Regions from separate parts of the Homo sapiens genome. Here region 2 is linked to region 1. The links are chromatin loops, found by intact Hi-C in ENCODE. Cell type or tissue: endothelial cell of umbilical vein. All regions are shown on one strand. Each heading gives the region's core, and the rest is flanking DNA. Links, peaks and the distances in the headings are about the cores only. Region 1 overlaps BLACE (B cell acute lymphoblastic leukemia expressed). Region 2 has its middle 15 kb from the start of PAXIP1-AS2.

Evidence for each region. A loop is a pair of places that touch in the nucleus more often than their neighbours do. Peaks named below come from ENCODE experiments on the same cell type or tissue, not always from the same donor. Only the 100,000 strongest peaks of a DNase experiment are listed, where the experiment ranks them.
Region 2: a loop joins it to region 1, with 9 times the contacts of the local background. A loop is called at or near these places in 101 of 110 quality-filtered maps.

The regions. Positions count from the first base shown.
Region 1 is chr7:155,352,521-155,361,687 of GRCh38, reverse strand. BLACE (B cell acute lymphoblastic leukemia expressed) reads left to right here. Exons shown (of 6, transcript NR_103545.1): 4 at 604-760; 5 at 1,645-1,788; 6 at 2,908-4,700. Among named protein-coding and RNA genes, the nearest start is that of BLACE, 11 kb to the left of the region's middle. In endothelial cell of umbilical vein, for the core only: a CTCF peak has its summit at 4,804 (motif pointing right); no DNase peak of the experiment used is centred there; H3K27me3 peaks cover 310 bases.
Region 2 is chr7:154,908,460-154,917,626 of GRCh38, reverse strand. No RefSeq gene overlaps it. Among named protein-coding and RNA genes, the nearest start is that of PAXIP1-AS2, 15 kb to the left of the region's middle. RefSeq lists an enhancer at 3,540-3,629. In endothelial cell of umbilical vein, for the core only: a CTCF peak has its summit at 3,719 (motif pointing left); a DNase peak (open chromatin) is centred at 3,696; H3K4me3 peaks cover 264 bases.

The DNA of each region.
Region 1 (9,167 bases), core at 2,207-7,206:
TTGCACCACTTTGGTGGGACTGTGTGTGAATTGACCTTCTGGGGCCTGGGTGCCCTCATCACCACCCTGGGTTGTGAGGATCCAATAGAGTGATGTTGTAGGCCCGTCCCACGGGGCCTGGCCAGCCGCTATCCATCCCCAGGTGCTTCCTGATGGTGCCGTGGATGACAGCACTCTAGTGAACGTACTGTCAAATGCATCGTCCATGAGCAAGCGTGCAGCCAGCATTCCTGACTTACACGGGGGATGCTGGCCCGCCCCACGCCCTGTCCATCCACATTCCACCAGCTGGAACCTCGGTGCCTGTGGGGCCTCCCTGACACCACCCAGGTACGGGGGGAGCACATGGCTTTAGATGAATCTGGATTTCCTTCCTGGCTTCAGCACTTAGCCGTGTGACACTGAGGTGATTAACTCCCCCGAGACTCCATTTCCTCCATAAACGTCCCCAGTTCCTGGCCTTGAGAAAGCACGTGGGTGATGGTGTTTCCTTCTCCTTTCCTTTCTTGCTCCGGTGGCAGCTGTCTGCAATACTCTGGGGACCTTGTGGCAGTTTTTCAGTGATTGTAAACTTCTTATTTGGGTTGATTTTGACTCTTACAGGTGTCTTTCCCCCAGCGAACTTCCCAGCTCCTCGGTGGGAGGGTCTAACCTGCCCTCTCCCCAGTGCGATATTTCATGTCACCTTCTGGGAACTGCCTGGCTGTGGCTCGACGCACGGTGATGGGGACCTCACCACTGTCCTGCCCATGTGTCAGAGGTGAACACCCCTGCAGCCCCTCCTTTCACGGAAAGTCCATTCCTTATCTGCCCATTTCTGCTGTCAGCAAATACTCACAGGGCAGGACAGGATTGCTGTCCTAGAGACTAGAAACTATCAGAGGATAATCATAGGATGGAGAGGCAAGCACTAACGGAACAAAGAACTGGGGCTTGGGGGTGCCCAAGAGGCGCAGATGGCCCAGAAGTGGGTCAGGTGGGATAGGCGTCCTCCCGCAGCCGAGTCAGCTCTGGCCGGGGAGTCAGGAAGGAGAGGAGGTTTCATTCCCGTTCTGTTGTCATTGGCTGTGTGACCTTGGCAAGCCAGTAGCTTCTTCAGTCACATTCCCAGGGTGAAGGTCATGGCCTCTTGCCTCCCTGGGAGAAGGCAGTCTGAGCCTTGGGTCTGGAGGGAGATAGAGAAAGGACCGAGTAACTCCAGCCTTTCATTTTGCAGATGAGGCCCCGGGAAGTGACGTCCGTGGTCAGAGCGGGAGGGGTGTGGGAATCGCGAGCTTTCTGTGTTTGGCCATGGCTGTTGGCTCCCACCTGCTGTGATTTAAGATGCCAGGACAGGGGTTCTGACTGTGGCTTTTTTGCACCTGGTCCACTGCTGGGCTTCTAGGTTGTCTCCTCTCACAGCGAGCCGGAGAGGACCACCGGCCCTGGGGAGACAGGAGCACTGGCCCTGGGGAGACAGACAGGCTCTTGAGCAGAACTTGCTGGTACTGGGTGAATAGTGTGCCCCAAATTAAGGTCCATCCCCAAACCTCAGAATGTGACCTTATATAGAAATAGGGTCTCTGCAGATGTCATTGGTGAGGTTGGGGTGAGGTCACCCTGGAGTAGGGTGAGCCCTCAGTACAATGGCTGGTGTCCTTGTAGGAGGAGCAGAGGCACAGAGAGACACCCAGAGAAGATAGCCATGCAACAGCAGAGGGGAGGCTGGAGCCAAGGACCCCCGGGATTGCCGGCCACACCAGAACTGGGCCAGGTGCAGGGCGATCCTCCCTGCAGACTTCAGAGGGGGTGAGGCCCTGACACCCTCATCTAGGACTTCCAGCCTCTAGAGCTGAGAGGGAAGGAATGTCCACTGTTAAAGGTGCCCAGTCTGTGGGACGTCATTCTGGTGGCCACAGGAGACTCATACAGCGCTTGGAGGAGGGGGTCAGTGGACAGCCAGAAGGGCAGCAAGGCCAGCAGCTCCAGAGCTGCCACCTCCGCTGTGGCATCACTTTGCTTATTTTGGTGCCCGTGTGTCCTCACCTGTCTGCCCTGAGGGGGGGGAAGTGCAAAGCCCAGGGATGGGGGGAAGTGAGTGAGGATGCTGCAGCCTGCCCTGCTTTTCCTTCCAGCCACTCCCCAGCCCCAGCCCCCACCTAAAAATACCTCCCCGGGCCTGCCTTGGTGTTTTGAGAATGTCGTGCCCATGTGGCACGGTCAAGTCATGTGGCCACAGGAGGGGATGAGGAGGAAGTTTAGTGCACTCTGGGCCATGGTGGGGGGTGCCAGGGCGGTCAGGAGGCAGCAGACAAGAGCAAGGGGAGTGCCTGGGCAGGAGTGGGGCTTCCGTGAAAAAGGAAGGGCAGGGAGGTGTATGCTTTAGGACTGGCCAGTTGGAATCATCTCAGCAGGTTTGGCTGTGGGTGGGGGTGGTCCCTAGTCACCCAGGACCTGGCGCTGTGATGGTCAGGGCAGGGGAATATCGCCCGGGGAGTTTAGGGCCAGAGAGAGGAGGTATGCTGGCTAGTTTGCGTATGAAAGGCATGCTCTGAGCCCTCGCTGTATCAGAATTGGCCAGCCCCTGGAGGGGCAGGCTCTCCCCAGCCAGAAAGCTTTTCTAAGATGTCAAAACATAATACACAGAAAATTTAGAAAATATATACAATACACACAGGTATTACTCTCACGGAGACCTGCAGTGGGCGGGGCTGCAGAGCCAGAGCTCGGGGTCACCTGTGCCCCCTGAGTCCCCGGCATCTCAGTGGTGACTTTGGCCAGCACAACGTGGGCTGTGGAGCTGCAGAGCTCTGCCTCTCCGTGGGGCGGGCGTGCAGGCTGGTTCCGAGGGCAGCGCAGGGGCTGGGGCAGGAGCCCGGCCTGTGATGATGGGGGGCTTCAGTTTTGTCTGCAGAGCTCTGCTTGCAGGTGCCCGCAGTGCAGAGACCACAGGGGTCCCCGCGCCGCCGGATGCCCGAGGATGTGAGACTGTGCACCATCTGCCCGCTGCCCGCTGCCACGTCCGTGTGCTCGGGGCAGGGAAGAGCTCAAGCCAGTGACCTTGAAAGAGGGAACACAGCTGAGAAACGTGTCAGATGCCCTTCCGGGCTGGCGGCGCTGGCTGCACATCTGTCTGGAGTGCGTGGATGCCAGAAGTCACTGTCCATGGGGTGACAGCGCAGCCTGGAGCTGATGAGAGGCTGGGTGCGCGCTGCACGTCTCCAGCAGGTCCCCACAGCAGGCTCTGCTGCAGGCATCTGGGCGGAACTGAGACTGGACAGACCGAGGCTGCCAGCAGAGGGAGGGGCAGGAGGCCTGTCCCAGGGAGGCACAGAGGGGGTGCGGCAGGGCCTCCCCCAGCCTCTCCCTCGCCTGGCACCCCCACCTTCCCTCCTTTCCTCGTGATCGCCTTCCCTTCCCTTTCCTTTCTTCTTCCCTTCAGAAGGAGGAGCTGTGGGCAGAGGGACTTTGGAAAGCATGGCGTTACTTACCTTTCACACCTCTCAGGGCTTACGCCATCCTCCTGCGAATGATGAAAGACATCATCCCTGCCTCCAGCTGGGCCTCGGAAGAGAGCACTGATTTACAGAACGGGAGCTTTCCCCTTAGCGTGGCCCCCAGGTCAGAGTTTCCCAGACGGAGGGCCTTGGAAGATTGGCTTCTCTCGGTGTTTCTGGCAGACCAGGCAGAAAGTGAGGGGCAGCTCGTGTTGGAAAGAGTTCGGGACACGCCGCCACCCGTGACCTCTCCTAGAGGTGACGGCATATGTGTGAGCAGAGGGAAGGCTCCGAGCAGCCCCGGAGGAAGTACACATGCGTGGCTTTATCTAACCAGACATTTCCCTTGGAGTCCTTTCCCCCACGGAGGGTGGACTGACACCTCAGAACCCTGTGTTCTGGAGACCCTGGGGGGATCCTCCCTGGCAGCCCTGCGGGGAAACAGTCTCTGGGTGCAGAGCAGCGGTGCCTGTGCTTTTTGTGTTTATGAGTCACTCATCGAGCAGTCTTTGCCCAATGAAAGGTTTGAGGAGCTGTTACTTGGGCCAAGTCCTGGGGAAGTGATGAAATAGAGACGGTTTGTCTTCAGTGCTGGCAACCTCCCCTTTTTAGTCACTTCTTTCCTGTCTCCAGAGAGGGTTTCCTCTCTGGTCATCCACTTGCTCAGGCATCAGTGTTCTGATTCTGCCCAAACTTTCCTCTCTTTTAAATTATCCTTCATGGCTAGGATGGGAGTACTTGTTTATACTAATGTGTAAATGACTAACCAGCTAATATTGCTTATATTCTGTGTGGGCAGGAGGCTTTGCATAGGCCTCTCACATGTCCCGAGGTTTGCCTTTAGGCAGAGGACCGTCTCCTCTGACAGCGTTAACTTAATGCACCTGCTACGCTTAATGAATACTTAGGCTTGATGAATACGCAGATGCGCCAGATCAGTTCTGGGTAAAGGACAAACACCGTGAGCAGGACAGGTGGGGTCTGGAGGGGGAGGCAGATGCACCAAGGCAAGGGGAAATACCTAAAGACTGTTAGTGTCAGCACAGCGTCGCTTCAGGCCGAGTAAGCAATGCCCATCCAGAAAGTGGCAGATGGTGGCGTGTGGAGCAAGACATGGAGAGAGAAGATGAAAGATGCTCAGATCGGGGCTCGGCAAACTTTCTCTACAAAGGCCAGATGACAAATAAAGGAACGGTGGCTGTGTGGGCCACCCAGGGCCTGCCTGAATCATTGTCTTTGTTTTCTGACAACCCTTCAGGGATGTAGGCACCACAGTCGGCTTGCCTGGGGCCGCCTTTGGCCCAGCTCCCTGGCTAGACGATGGAATTTTGCCCACTGGAGGGCACTGTTTTTAGAGAAAGTTCCTGGTTTCCTTCAAAGGAATTAAAACACAAATGTAAAACGTATTGGTGGACGTCCAGGCAGGAGAAGGAGGCAAGTTCCTGTTGGCAGCTGTGGTGGTGAGTGTCACCTTGTCATGCTTATAAGCTAATATTGCTTATATTCTGTGTGGGCAGGAGGCTTTGCATAGACATCTCACATGTCCTGAGGTCTGTCTTTAGGCAGAGGACTGTCTCCTCTGACAGCGTTAACTCAATGTACCTGCTACGCTATTGATAGTATAAATAGTAGATACACTATTTATAGTGTTTAACACCTATAACCAATTGCCTTTCAGTAAACAGATGGCCCTCCACAGCGTGGGTGGGCCTCACCCAATCAGCTGAAGGTCTAAAGGCAAAGACTGAGGTCTCCCTAGGGAGGAGGAATTCTGTCTCAAGCTGATAATGTAGGAACCCAGCCAGAGTTCCCCACTGGCTACCCAGCAGAACGCGGGCTCAGGACCTCAGCATCAACTCTTACCTGAATCTCAGCCGGCAAGACTGTTCAACAGATTTCAGTCCCGCCAGTCCCCACAATCAGTGAGTGAATTTTTGTTAAAATAAATATCTCTCTTCCTCTTGACAAAGATACAGACATATAGATGTGTGCACGTTTGTGTGCACACACACACACACACACACACACACCCTATTAGCTTTGCTTCCCTGCAGAACCCTGCCTAACAGGCAGCTTAGACAACAGCTGTTAGTCCAAATGATGTATTGTAAATCATATGGGGGTGTTGAACCTGCACACCGCAGGCAGGAGAGTCCGGGGCTGCTGGGCAAAGCAGTGTGGCAGGGGCTGGAGCCAGGACCAGCCTTGCCCCTCACGGCCACGGAAGGTTGTGCAGCCTGGCTGAGGGGCACTGCCTCCTGCAATTCAGGGACCAGGTGCCTCAGCCTGTCAGGAGGAGGGGCAAGGGGAATGCTACAAGAAACGCTCCTTTCCCCTCCGCCGTCCTGGTGGTCTAGAAGGTGGATCCCTGACCCCAAATACTAGGCCCATCATATGTTGTTCAAAGGCTTTGAACCCAGATTCAAGTTCAGCTATCCCTGAGCAGGTCCCGTCCTGTCCTTTGAAGTCAGCTTTTCTTTTCTCAAGTATGTTCTACTGTAGAACCGAGAAAAGGGTGCAGGCCCAGGGTTTGTGTTCAGTGTGGCAGAGACGGCAGGTGTCCCTTTAGTCAGGGAACTACATGTTAGGGGCACACATTGCCATCTCCTCTGCAGTTAGGTGAGGTCTAAGGGCTACACTTTGGAGAGTGGATGGTAAGTGGATGGAATCTGCTCTTGTTCCACTGTCCTGTGGACTGGCGGTGGCCGTCTCCACCGGGGGCAGCCTTGGGGACAGACCCCCAGTCACGCAACCTCGACTTTTACTTGAGAGACAAGTCCCAGCCTTTCTGCCCTCTGGGGGGCTCGCCTGGGGGTGCCCTGCCTGGCTCGCCAGCCCCTCCCATCTTCTGCATCTGCTGGCACCTCGGTGGGGATTCTGTGTTGGCTGAATAGTGAAATGGGACCTGAAGCAGGGCACACTTGCTGGGTACCCTTGGGAAGGCGGGATCGATGGGGCAGGGCCAGGGCTCAGGCATGTGATGTCACGCCTCCCAGGTGCCCCCACTATTCCTTTTGTCCATCATCATCATCATCATCTTCGTCTTGGGCTTCTGTGACCCTGGTGAGCTCCCTGCCCCATGTCCCTGCCTTCCCAGCAGGAGACAGGGGCTGGGCAGCACCAGAAACACACAAGCCCTGGGATTCCCAACCTTCTGTCCTGCCCTCGGGCTCCATGCCCACAGCCTGAGCGTGACAGGATGTGTCTGACAGCATGAAGGGATAGTGTGCCTGTGTGTGCAAGTATGTGCACGTCATGTGTGTGCAAGTGTATCACATATGTGCGTGTGTGCATGTGAATGTGTGTGTCGTGTGCGTGTGTGCCTGCATGGCATATTGGTGCATGCAAGTGTGTGCATGTCTTATGTGTGTGCAAGTCTGTGTCATGTATGTGCATGTGTGTGCACGTGCGTGTGTGCATGCCGTGTGTGCGTGCAGGTGAGTGTGTGTGCACGTGTGTGTGCATGCTGTGTGTGTGCGAGTGAGTGTGTGTGAGTGTGTGCATGCCATGGGTGTGTGCAGGTGAGTGTGTGTGCACGCAAGTGTGTGTGCATGCCGTGTTGTGCATGCCGTGTGTGTGCGAGTGTGTGCGCACCTACATGGTGTGTCTGTGCATGCAAGTGTGTGTGCATGTCTGTGTGTGCATGCCATGTGTGGTGTGTGCAGGTGAGTGTGTGTTTGCGAGTGTGTGTGCACCTACATGGCATGTCTGTCCATGTAAGTGTGTGTGCATGCTGTGTGCATGTGCAGGTGAGTGTGTGTGTGCGAGTGTGTGTACATGCTGTGTGTGTGTGCAGGTGTGTGTGTGCACCTGCATGGCGTGTCTGTGCATGCAAGTGTGTGTACGTGTGTGTGTGTGCACCTGCATGGCCTGTCTGTGCATGCAAGTGTTTGTGCATGCAAGTGTGTGTGCAGGTGTGTGTGTGTGTGAACTTGCATGGCATGTCTGTGCATGCAAATGTGTGTGTATGTGTGTGCTTTGACTGGACCTTACTATGCCAAAATAGAGAATCTGTTTAATTCAGTAAGAGAGACAGTGCTAATTTAGTGGGAACACAAAAGTCAGTCCCCTTAAAAAAAATCTGAGTTACCGTCTTCATCCAGCCAGCTGGTATTAGTTCAGGTAAACAACTGGGATTGGCGATTGCAGATGGGGGTCCTGGGGCCAAGAGGACAGGATAGTTGGCCACAAGAAAGATACTTGCTGATTGGTTCTCCTTAGAGCTGAGCAGCAATAAATGCCTCGTAGAATTATTATATCGAGGGAATGAATTTTAAAAATTTATGCTTCCCCGTGTTCTTCTCTTTGTCACATGATTCTTTAAAAATATCATTCTCAAAAGCCCATCTTAAATATTTAACAAGATCATTCCTGATGAAAATCTAATAAAAGTTGGGGGCTGCCTTTCACATAATGTATTTGCTGTATAACCCCAGGTGGGGAAATTCCAGAGGGCACTTGAGCCTCTCCTGTGTGGGCCGGTCTGTTCATCTTCTCTGAGTACCCCAGCCCCACACCCGTTGCAGGAACGCGAGATGTGTCTCTTGCCCTTCAGCGGGGAGGCAGGACACCCGAGTCCAAGGATGGGGATCCCATTTCCTGGGGACCACAGTTTTCACCCCATCTCCCCTACAAGCAGCTGGCTGGTAAGATCACACTTACCAAATGGTTTGGTTAGGATAAGGAGTGCAGCCAGGTGTCCCCTGAGTTCTAGTGTCTGGGGTCCTGGCCTGCAGCCCCGGAGTCTGAAGAGCCAAGCAGAGACATGTGGTTGGTGGGGTGGAGGTGGGGTCTCCCAGGGAGGCAAGCTTGCTGCCTGACTTGATCATTCCTAAAGACGAGGGCTTGGCTTTATGCCTGGACATCTTTGGAGCATCTTGGGCAAGATTGCCTTTGCTCTGGAGAAGATAATTCTTGTCATAGTGTCCTTTGGGAATGGAGTCAGCGTCTGAGAATAAAGCGCAACTTAAGCGTGATCCTGGGGTGTCCTGTCCAGTGGGTTAATGGCACTGATGTTTTCACAGTGGAGTATTTCTGCTAGCTTCAGTTGCTTTTAAATTGTTAAAAACATTGGAACGGTCGGTGCCTTGAACGTTTTCAACTAGTTCCTCCTAAGACCCAGGAGAACACTTGTAGCCTAAAAAATGGCAGAGAGACAAATTAAATGATAATATTGCACCTGCTCCAATCTGTCATTTAGACGCTCTTAATGAAAAAACAATGAGTGACTTCGCCTTTCTACTGTGCTGGAAGCTTTCGCCACAGTTATTTAGGTTACCAATAAAATGCCACAATCCCCATCCCTGGACACACACACACAGACACACACATGCACAGCACTGCCACCCACAAAAGGCTGCGGTTAAACCCAATGCATTTTCCACCCCAGGCTTCCCCTGTTCTCCCAGGACAATGGAAAAGCTCCCGGCATTTGGGGGTGCAGCTCCCCTTTAAGGTGCCCCCCCAGATCAGGATGATGACAGTGTCTGCTGTAGGTCTAGCCCCTCCCCTGGCTCTTTATATATGAGGTTGCACCAACAGAGTTGCAGACATCAGCCTTTTTGCACCTCAAAATGGCCCTTTAATGGGGACCGGCTGGTCCTTGTCCCACTCGGCCCTCACAGCAGCCCTGAGGGCACCAGTTGCCACTTGGACAGCTGAGGAAACTCAGAGGGGTAACTGCCCACGTTC
Region 2 (9,167 bases), core at 1,742-6,741, 440 kb after region 1:
TCGGGAAACTGGTTATTAGCCATCTGGAGACTGGTTACTAGTCATCTGGAAATTGGTTACTAGCCATTTGGAGACCAGGGTACTAGTCATTTGGAGACTGGTTACTCGTCATCTGGCAGTGGGTTACTAGTTTGGAGACTGATTAATTACTAGTCATCTGAAGATTAGTTAATAGTCATCTGGAGACTGGCTACTAGCCGTCTGGAGACTGGTTACAAGTCATTCGGAGACTGGTTACTAGCCATCTGGAGACTGGTTAGTTATCAGTCATCTGGAGACTGGTTAGTAGTCATCTGGAGATTGGCTACTAGTCATGATCTGGTTACTGATCATCTGAAGATTGGTTACTAGCCATCTGGCAATTGGTTACAATCAGTTACTAGTCATCTGGAGACTGGTTACTAGTCATCTGAAGATTGGTTACTAGGCTTGTGGAGACTGGTTAGTGCACAGAAGCACTATCCAGAGGTTGAACCTCAGAAACACCAATTCACCATCAGACACAGAGGCCAGTCCAAGTGCGCTTCTCGTCCGATGCATGCACCTGGTTCCCGTTCCAGCCGTCACACCCCATTAGCCAAGGAGAGGAATGAGAGTAATAATAATTAAATAGTAATGATGGGAAACAGTGCACAGTTAGGACAGGTGCTTGCACTGTGCTTGCCCATGCCCGATCCTGAGCTAAGTCCTGTGCATATACACACCCACTTTATCCTCAGAATGCCAACAGAAGACAGGTGCTGTCACTTCCTCCCTTCCACAGCAGAGGAGGGCAGAGCACAGAGGTTTCAGTAGCATGACCAGGGTCTACCCCAGGCACAGGCTCCAACATCGCGCCCTTAGCCACTGTGAGTTATGGCAGGTGGTGCTGGGTCTCCTTTTACTTGGGCCTGTGGACAGAGCAGGGGGCTCAGGTGACACTTCCCACCCACCGGCCTTCTCTCTCTGCCGGCGACATGCAGGGCCCCGAGCCGGGACTCTCCTGGGGCGCCCAGGACAGCTTTCCTCTTACGTAGGCGTCCCCTGTTCTTGCTGGGCATTCCCCGCCTGCCCCTGCCTGCCCCCCACTCGGCCCATCTGTTCCCAGGCCCTGATCCCAGCCTCCAAGCCAGTCTTGCCAGCACACACGGACAGGAAATGATGGCACTTTTAAAGATGCAACGCTTTTGTTTTGGAGTCACCTATTGAGCCAAGACACGGGGACCTGGGCAACACGTGGTTTTGTGGATTGGTGCTGGGAAGGGGTGGCCTGGGAAAGCTAAGGATGGAGGAGAGGAAAAGGGAAGCTGCAGGCTGCTGTGAGGGGTACCCCTGGTCAAATGGCACTTTGGGGATGAGGAGACTTGGGATCCACTTGTAACCCCAGCCGCACACTGCGGGGGATCTCTGGGGACACTTCTGTCACTTGTATTTTATTGCACTAAGAGCCTAGAAGTTTGATCTAAGAATGGCAGAGTCAGCAGCCGGCACTGTGGAGCCCTGATTTGTGGTAAAAATACTGAAATATGGAAATCCTCCCACACGAGTTTGTAGTAGCGCTGCATGAGCCCCTCTCTTGGGTGTCCCCGCCCACTAATATCACCTCATCATCCGGCACCAGGGGAGCCAAATACCTGACATGGGGGAGCTTGGAGGGGGCTGTTCCAGCCCAATGTGGGCAGCCCCAGCGGGTTGTGCCCCGAAGCTGTTAGTGCTCTGAACATCACCTCTACTCTGAGGTAGGGTACTGTCGGGTGTGCTGGGCTGCAGGTGTCCTGGGCTGAGGGCATATGGTGTCAGGTGTGCTAGGCTGAGGTTGTGTGGGAGTCAGGTGTCCTGAGCTGCAGGTGTCCTGGGCTGAGGTTGCAGGAGTGTCAGGTGTGCTGGGCTAGGTTGTGGACATCAGGTGTCCTGGGCTAGGTTGTGTGGGTGTCAGGTGTGCTGGGCTGCAGGTGTCCTGGGCTGAGGTTGTGCAGTGTCAGGCATCCTGGCACCGCCTCTCCACCCAGGGCTGGGCCTGCTTCTGGAACCCCCTTGGGTTCTCTGGGGCTTTGGTGCTCACCACCCTGGTCTAGAAATGGAATGCCGGCACGGGTTTCAGAACAAGGGCTCTGAAGCCACATGACCCTAGGTTTGAATGGTAAATGTACTTTTAATGTGATCTTGAGAATTTTTCTTCAACCTCTGTAGCTCTGTTTTCTTACCTCTAATAGGCCTATGGCAAGGATTAGATGAAATTAGCACAAAGCGGGATCTTCCAAATCCTCCTCCTGGTCTTAAGGTACCTAGGGACTGGTTAAAAGTAGGTTCTTGGACACCCCTAAGACCTGCTAAGTCAGACCCCCGGGTGTGGGGGGCAGTGCAGCCAGCCAGGCCCGGGAAGCCCGGGCCGCGTGTCTCCCCAGCGTTCTCCAGCTCTCAGCAGCACCCGCACTGCAGCTGGGCTCCCTGCGCCTGGAGCCCCGGGTGCTACCCCCGACCACCACCGTGTGGTGCTGGCGCTGGGTGACTCACACTCTGCCAGCTGTGCCCCAAGCAAAGCCTCCGCGATGGTTGCGGGCTGAATCAATTGTGTCCTCCAGATTCATAAGCTGCCGGTCGAACTCCCAGGACCTCAGAATGTGGCTTTATGTGGAGCTGGGGTCTCTACGGCGGCCAGTAAGGTATAATGAGGTCATGTGGGTGGGCCCTGATCCAGCAGGACTGGTGTCCTTCCAAGAAGAGAAGATGAGGATACAGCCGTGCACGCGGGGACAGTCAGGTGAGGGCACGGGGAGAAGACGGCAGCTCAGCTGAGGAGAGAGGCCCCAGGCAGAAGCAGCCCTGCCCACACCCAGATCTCGGGCTGTGGCCGCCAGGACTGGGAAACGCAGACGCCCGCTGCTGAGCCCACTGGCCCGCGGTGCTGTGTTGCTGCTGCCGAGCTGACGAGGATGTGAGATCCTCCCTGGCTTTGCCTGCGGCCGCCCGCGAAGCCCATTTACCCGCCTCGTCTTGCTGGTCCCCAGGCCCCCCGGGGGGACGGGTTCCCCTTTGGCTTCTTGCAGTGGCTGCAGCCCTGGAAGCTGCTGGGAGGAGACGGCTGGGGCTGGGCAGGGCTCGGAGCTGACTTCGTGTCACCTGAGCGAGCTGCACAAAAGTCACAAATGCCACCCTTTCTACGTGTGCTGATGGGTCACTCCGCAATTCCTAGGCATTGATTTTGTGTCTGGGAAGGTCACCGTGGCCCACACGGACAAAAGCTGCTGCTCTCCTGGGTCCCGCTGGAACCAAAGGCCCCAGAGAACCCGTGGGGCTTCCAGAGGCAGGCCCGGCCCCGGCTGGAGGGGCGATGAGCAGGGCACCCGATGCCTGCGCCGTGGTGGGAATGCGGGGAGCACGGCCCCCGGAGGGTCCGCCATCCCCCGCGGCGCACCGGAGCCTGACCCCGGCTCTCCCTACACCTGCAGCCTGCACGCGACTCTCTCCGAGCTGATTTCTGCGGCTCCCGCTGCCCTCGGCTGGCTCACTAGTTCCTTCGAAGCCTGTGCGCTTCGGACCCCGCTCCATCTCTCCTCTAAAGAGGAAGCCAAGAGTGGGTCCGCAGTCCCTCTCGGCGCCACGTTAGCCCGGGAAGTGTTTTCACCTCCCGGGGCTCCTCATGGTACCTTTGCAACTCGCAGTCCCAGAGCGTGCAATCTTCCTCCAGGTACCAGGGCCCGGCCCAGCCGGGAGGCCTCAGAGACCTGCCAGAGCTGGGCCTTTGCTGCCATCTGCTGGCGGCTCTCAGATGACAGGTTGAAGGCCTGAGGAGTGGCCTCCCAGGGCCAGTCCAGTTCAAGTTCAGCAGGGGGCAAGGCCTGAACTCTGCACTCCTGAGCAGCTCCGGGGGAGGCCCAGGTGCTGGCCACGCGGCAGTTCCGCTGCGCTCTGTTCTCAGACGCGGAGGCCGATCTAAGAGTTTCCGCTGCTTGGGAACCTGTGGCCACATCGCCTGGTCTGGGTTTCACAGGTTTGGGGTCTTGGGGACCCTCTGGCCAACCATCTCATTTCCCATTGGCTGAAGCCCAAGAGGTTCCAGCGACCTGTCCAGGGTCACAGAGCTGGTTCTTGAATAATTGGGAAGAGATACACCCCTTCCACTGCCCAGAAATGTTTTCCAAAGACTGTTCAAGAAACGTGAGTTGGCGGACAGAGAGCAATGCCGGGTGGGGAGAGGCCGCTGCAGGGCTGAGAGAAGGGGCCACATGAGCGGGGAGGAGAGTCTCAGGGATGAACGGGGCTCAGAGCCCACCCAAGGACGCCAGCTGCCCCTGTCTCCGTCCTGCTGCACAGAGGTCGTTTTCGCAGCTGTAGAAATTGGTCACATTTCTGTTTGTGCCAAAAACCAATTTGTACCAGTCGACAAATTGAAAAGCATGTGCTTTCAATTGTCCTTGGCACTTGAAAAAACTAACTTTCCCGTGATTCAGACCCACTTCCCTGCTGATTTTATATTTCCGATGTCGAGTTCACGTCAGCTGTTCCTAAATAGGAGGGAAGCTGTACAAAAACGTCTCTGCTGTCAAAGACAACACGGTCGTATTGGAGACACAATTTTGGAAGGATTTTTCTTGGCAAACCCACTTTCCTCCAGCTTGGGGATTTAACATTTTTTTTCTTCTACCATCTGCTCCCTTGAGGCTTGGAAAGGCCTCAGCTCAAAAGCTCAGACCCGAGGGTGCTGATGAACCGCACCTGGCCTACGGAGGGGGATGCCAGCACTTCTCAGTGTCAGCTTCACTCTTTATGGTCATTGCTCCACGTTCTTTTTTTTTTTTTTTTTTTTTGAGATGGAGTTTTGCTCTGTCGCCCAGGCTAGAGTGCAATGGCACGATCTCGGCTCACTGCAACCTCCGCCTCCCAGGTTCAAGCAATTCTCCCACTTCTGCCTCCCGAGTAACTGGGATTACAGGCACCTGCAACCACGCCCAGCTAATTTTTTATATTTTTAGTAGAGATGGGGTGTCATCATGTTGGCCAGGCTGGTCTCAAACTCTTGACCTCAGTTGATCCATCTGCCTCAGCCTCCCAAAGTGCTGGGATTACAGGTGTGAGCACCGTGCCCAGCCTGCTCCACATTCTTGTAGTGTGCAAGGTGGAGTCGTTAGCCAGAGATCTATACTCAGGAAACGGGTGAGTGACTGGTTGCTGGTGAATCTAGCAACTTGATGTCACATGGCAGGTCATTTATCTGTGGTCATCGTGCTCTGGTGGACAGCTGGTTAGGGACAATACAGGGTAGAACAGAGAGGCAGCCCACCGTCCACTCCTTTCTGTGTGAGACTCACAGAAAGACACTGTTTCTGGGGTAACAAGATTTCAGTCTAGTTGGGGAAATGGAAACCACTCCAAGAGCAATTAGCAAGAAAAACAAATGTCATTACATGCTGAACATGAAGTGCTGAGCTGATGACACTGGAAGACATGGCCCGATGACAAGAACAAAACTTGACCCTGTGTTGCAGACAAAAGGTGCGGGGACCTGAAGCCTGTCTCTCTGGCCCTGCCCAGGCTGTCGGGAACAATCAGATTAACATCAGCTGCTGCTCAGATTCCATTATCTGATATCAAGCCGCTGTCCTGCTGGTCATTGAGCTGCAGTTAGCAATTTTCTAAAATTTAAAGTAAAGACCTTTGGTTGCCTATGTGACCCCTGGGCTGGGGTTTGAGGGAGAACTGGAGCCTCAAGGATGTGCTCAGGCCCACAGGGCCCTGCAGAAGGATCTCAGTTCTACAGCTCCTGAGGGCAGCTTTCTGGGCCAGGCCAAGGGAATCCATGGGGCCAATGAGGCTGTCCAGACAGGCGGTCTCCTGTGTGTTAGGGGAGGCAGGTGACTAGCATCTGGGATTGTATTAGTTACCTACTGCTGTGTAACATACAACCCCAATACTTAGAAGCTTAACACCACACTGATTATCTCCCAGTGTCTGAGGGCCAGGAATCTGGCTGAGGCTTGATTGCGTGGCTCTGGCCCAGGCTCTCTTGGGAGTTTGCAGTCAGGCTCTCAGCAGGGACTGCAGCCATCTCAGGGCTCTGCAAGACAGGCTGCTCAGGGGCCTCTGCTTGAGTGGCAGCTGGGTTTCCCCAGAGTTAGTGATGAGACAGAGAGAGACATTCAGGCAGACATAGACACACAGAGAGAGGAGAGACAGAGACTGGGAGAAAGAAAAGGAAAGGAGAGATGGAGAGAAAGAGAGGAGAGCGGGGAAAGACCAAGCACCAGCCTTAGAAGCCACAGTCTCTTATTACCTCCTCTTAGCTCAGCATTGACATGCGGTCACTGCTGGTCACACCAACCAGCCCTTGTGCATTGTGGAAGGGGCCTCCACAAGGGTGAGCACCAGGAGGGGGATCTCAGGGCACCAGCTTGGAGGCTGGACACCACAGGGATCTTGGGCCAAACTACAGGATAGGGCTGAAGTTCAGGACTGACTGTTACAAGGCCACCAGGTCATAGCCCCCCGTGCAGTCGCAAGCCAATGCACCAAGACAGCAGGGTTTGCAGCAGAGAAAGAGTTTAGTGGCGGCAGGGCTCCAGGTGAGGAGATGGGAGGAGACCCTCAAATCCATCTCCCTGGGGAGTTCTGGGCTGGGGTTGTTAAGGAGGGTGAGGTACTGGAAAACTGGGATGGTTGATTGGTCAGGGTGAGGAGGGTGAAGTCATCAGGAGGTGGAAACTGCATTCTCTGGTGGGGACTCAGCTTTTTATGGAGTCCTTCAGACCAGCTGGCATCAGTAGTTGCACTGGTACACAGGAATTGAAAGGATATCTCAGAGAAATGTAAACAAAACTTAACATTTCATAATGTTCAACTTGTCTATAGAGCAGTTCAAGGCATCTGTAATCTGTGCCAGGCTTTATGTGATTCTGGGGTGAGAGGCAGCAAACGGCAATGAGGAAGGGGTTGCAGAGCAGGCTGACCCAGTGATTCATGCTGAGTGTGCTGCAGCTTGGTCTATTTTCCTTTCTCTTCCTCCCCTCAGCCCTGATGAATTTTATAAAGTTCACAGGGACAGTTCCTGACTGGGTGGCTAATCCAGGGTCTAGCAGTCCGAGCTCTGCAGTGGGGCCTGGGCCAAAAGGAATGTGGGTGTGGGGATGCTGATGCCAGCATGAGCTCCTCCTGGGCTGCAGGGATGGTGCACAGGCTGGAGATGGAGTCTGGCCTGTGTTGAGAAGGGGCAGAGACATTCTCTGACCACACTGCTAGACCTGGGTCCTGCTGTCTGCCTGTTGTGGGTGCCAAGCACTCGTCCATCTGGGCAAGTCCACAGGGACAGGGGTGGTTCTGTGCTGGCCCCTTGAGACAACAGGCAACAGTGGTGGGTGTGCACAGAGCCAGGAGACGTTGTGGCCCTGTGGCCTCTGAGGGGCACCCGCCCAGCAGGATGGATGGACAGATAGAGCCTCTCCCTGTGCCTCCGCCCCACTCTGGCCACACAGGGCTCTCTGGCATTCTGGGGTTGTGCTGGGGAGGCACTCCCTTTGGGCCATGAACTTGGGGTTCCTCTGCCTGGAGCCCCCTTCGCAGGCATCTGCACCACGCATTCCCCCACTCCCCAGGGCTTTGTGTAGACTCCAGTTTCTAAGCAGGGCTCCCATGCCACCTCCATGAGAACGATGCCTCCACCCCAGCCCAGCCCCTCCTCATGCTCTGCTCTCCCTCTGTGCGAGGCGCCCTCTCGGGCAATAGATTTCTCATATGTATTGTCGTTCTGTCCCCACTGGAATCCAGCTGTGCAGGGGCCCGGCTTCTGTGTGCTGGGTGCTGCCATACTGTGCTCAGTGCCCAGGGCTGGGCCGGGCACAGATGCTGGGGTGTGAACTGGTAGCGGCCTGGGAGGAGTCATGCAGGGTGGGCATGAAGAGGAGAGTTTGCCAACCAGGAATGAGACCTTCCCCAGCCTCCAGGGTGTGCCCCTCCCTCTCTCCTCCGTCCTCCCTGCTGTGGAAGGCTGTCTGGGAGGGCAGGTGACCCTGTCGCCTGTTTGCTTCACATCCGTCCTACTTCGTGTGGCAGATCTCCCTGCAGGAGTGGAAAGGGTGGCAGTGCTGTCTCTCAGGGCCGGGGAAAAGCATAGGAACCCGAACCGGTAGAGTGGGAAATGGCGTTCGCCACTCTCTCGCCCAAGCCTTCGTGTTGCTAAGGGGAAGAACAGGGTGGGAGGCCGAGGTGGTTGCTGAAGTCACAAAGAGAGTGAGTGGGGGAAGGCGGACCCCCAACCCAGTCCCCTCCTCTGCCAGAGATCAGGGGTGTGAAGAGGGTCCAGATGGGGAAAGCGTGCGGAAGAGTGGGATCAGGTGTGCCTTGTGGGCACTGTCGGTGGGAATGTGGGCCAGGGCAGCCACCATGGGGAATGCTGTGGAGTTTCCTCAAACATCTAAAAATAGAACTACCTGCCACCCAGCCATCCCAGTTCTGGGTATTGACCCAAAAAATTGAAGTCAGTATTTTGAAGAGGTGTCTGCACCCCAAGTTCATTGCAGCACTATTCACAATAGCCAAGTAGTGGAAGCAACCTCCATGTCCATCAACAAATGAATGAATAGAGTCCAGGCCATCACCACACCATGGAGTACTATTCAGCCATGAAAAAGAGGAAACCCTATCATTAGTGACAGCAGGGATGAACCCAGAGGACATTATGTTATGTGAAGTAAGGAGAAAGGCAGACACTGCATGGTCTCCCATCTACAAGGAATCTGAAACAGTCACGCTCATAGAAGCAGAGAGGAGGGTTGGGGTCTCCAGGACTGGAGGAGGGGAAGCGGGGGTAGAATACACGTTATGCACGATGAGTAGGTTCCAGAGATCTGCTGTTCAACACGGTGCCTCTACTTAACAATAATCATGAGAAAAGATCGGCTGCACTCAGGAGCACCTGCTTCAGGGTCTGATGGGCAGTCATGAAGCTGGTGCCGGGAATCGAGAGAACTGCTGTTCAACACGGTGCCTCTACTTAACAATGATCATGAGAAAAGATCGGCTACACTCAGGGGAACCTGCTTTGGGGTCTGATGGGCAGCCATGAAGCTGGTTCCGGGAGTAGGACCTGAGCTGCAGGGGAGGCACTGGTGCAGCTGTGGAAGCTTTCTTCTATCACTCTTTACAATAAATCTTGCTGCTGCTCACCCTTTGGGTCCACGCTGCCTTTATGAGCTGTA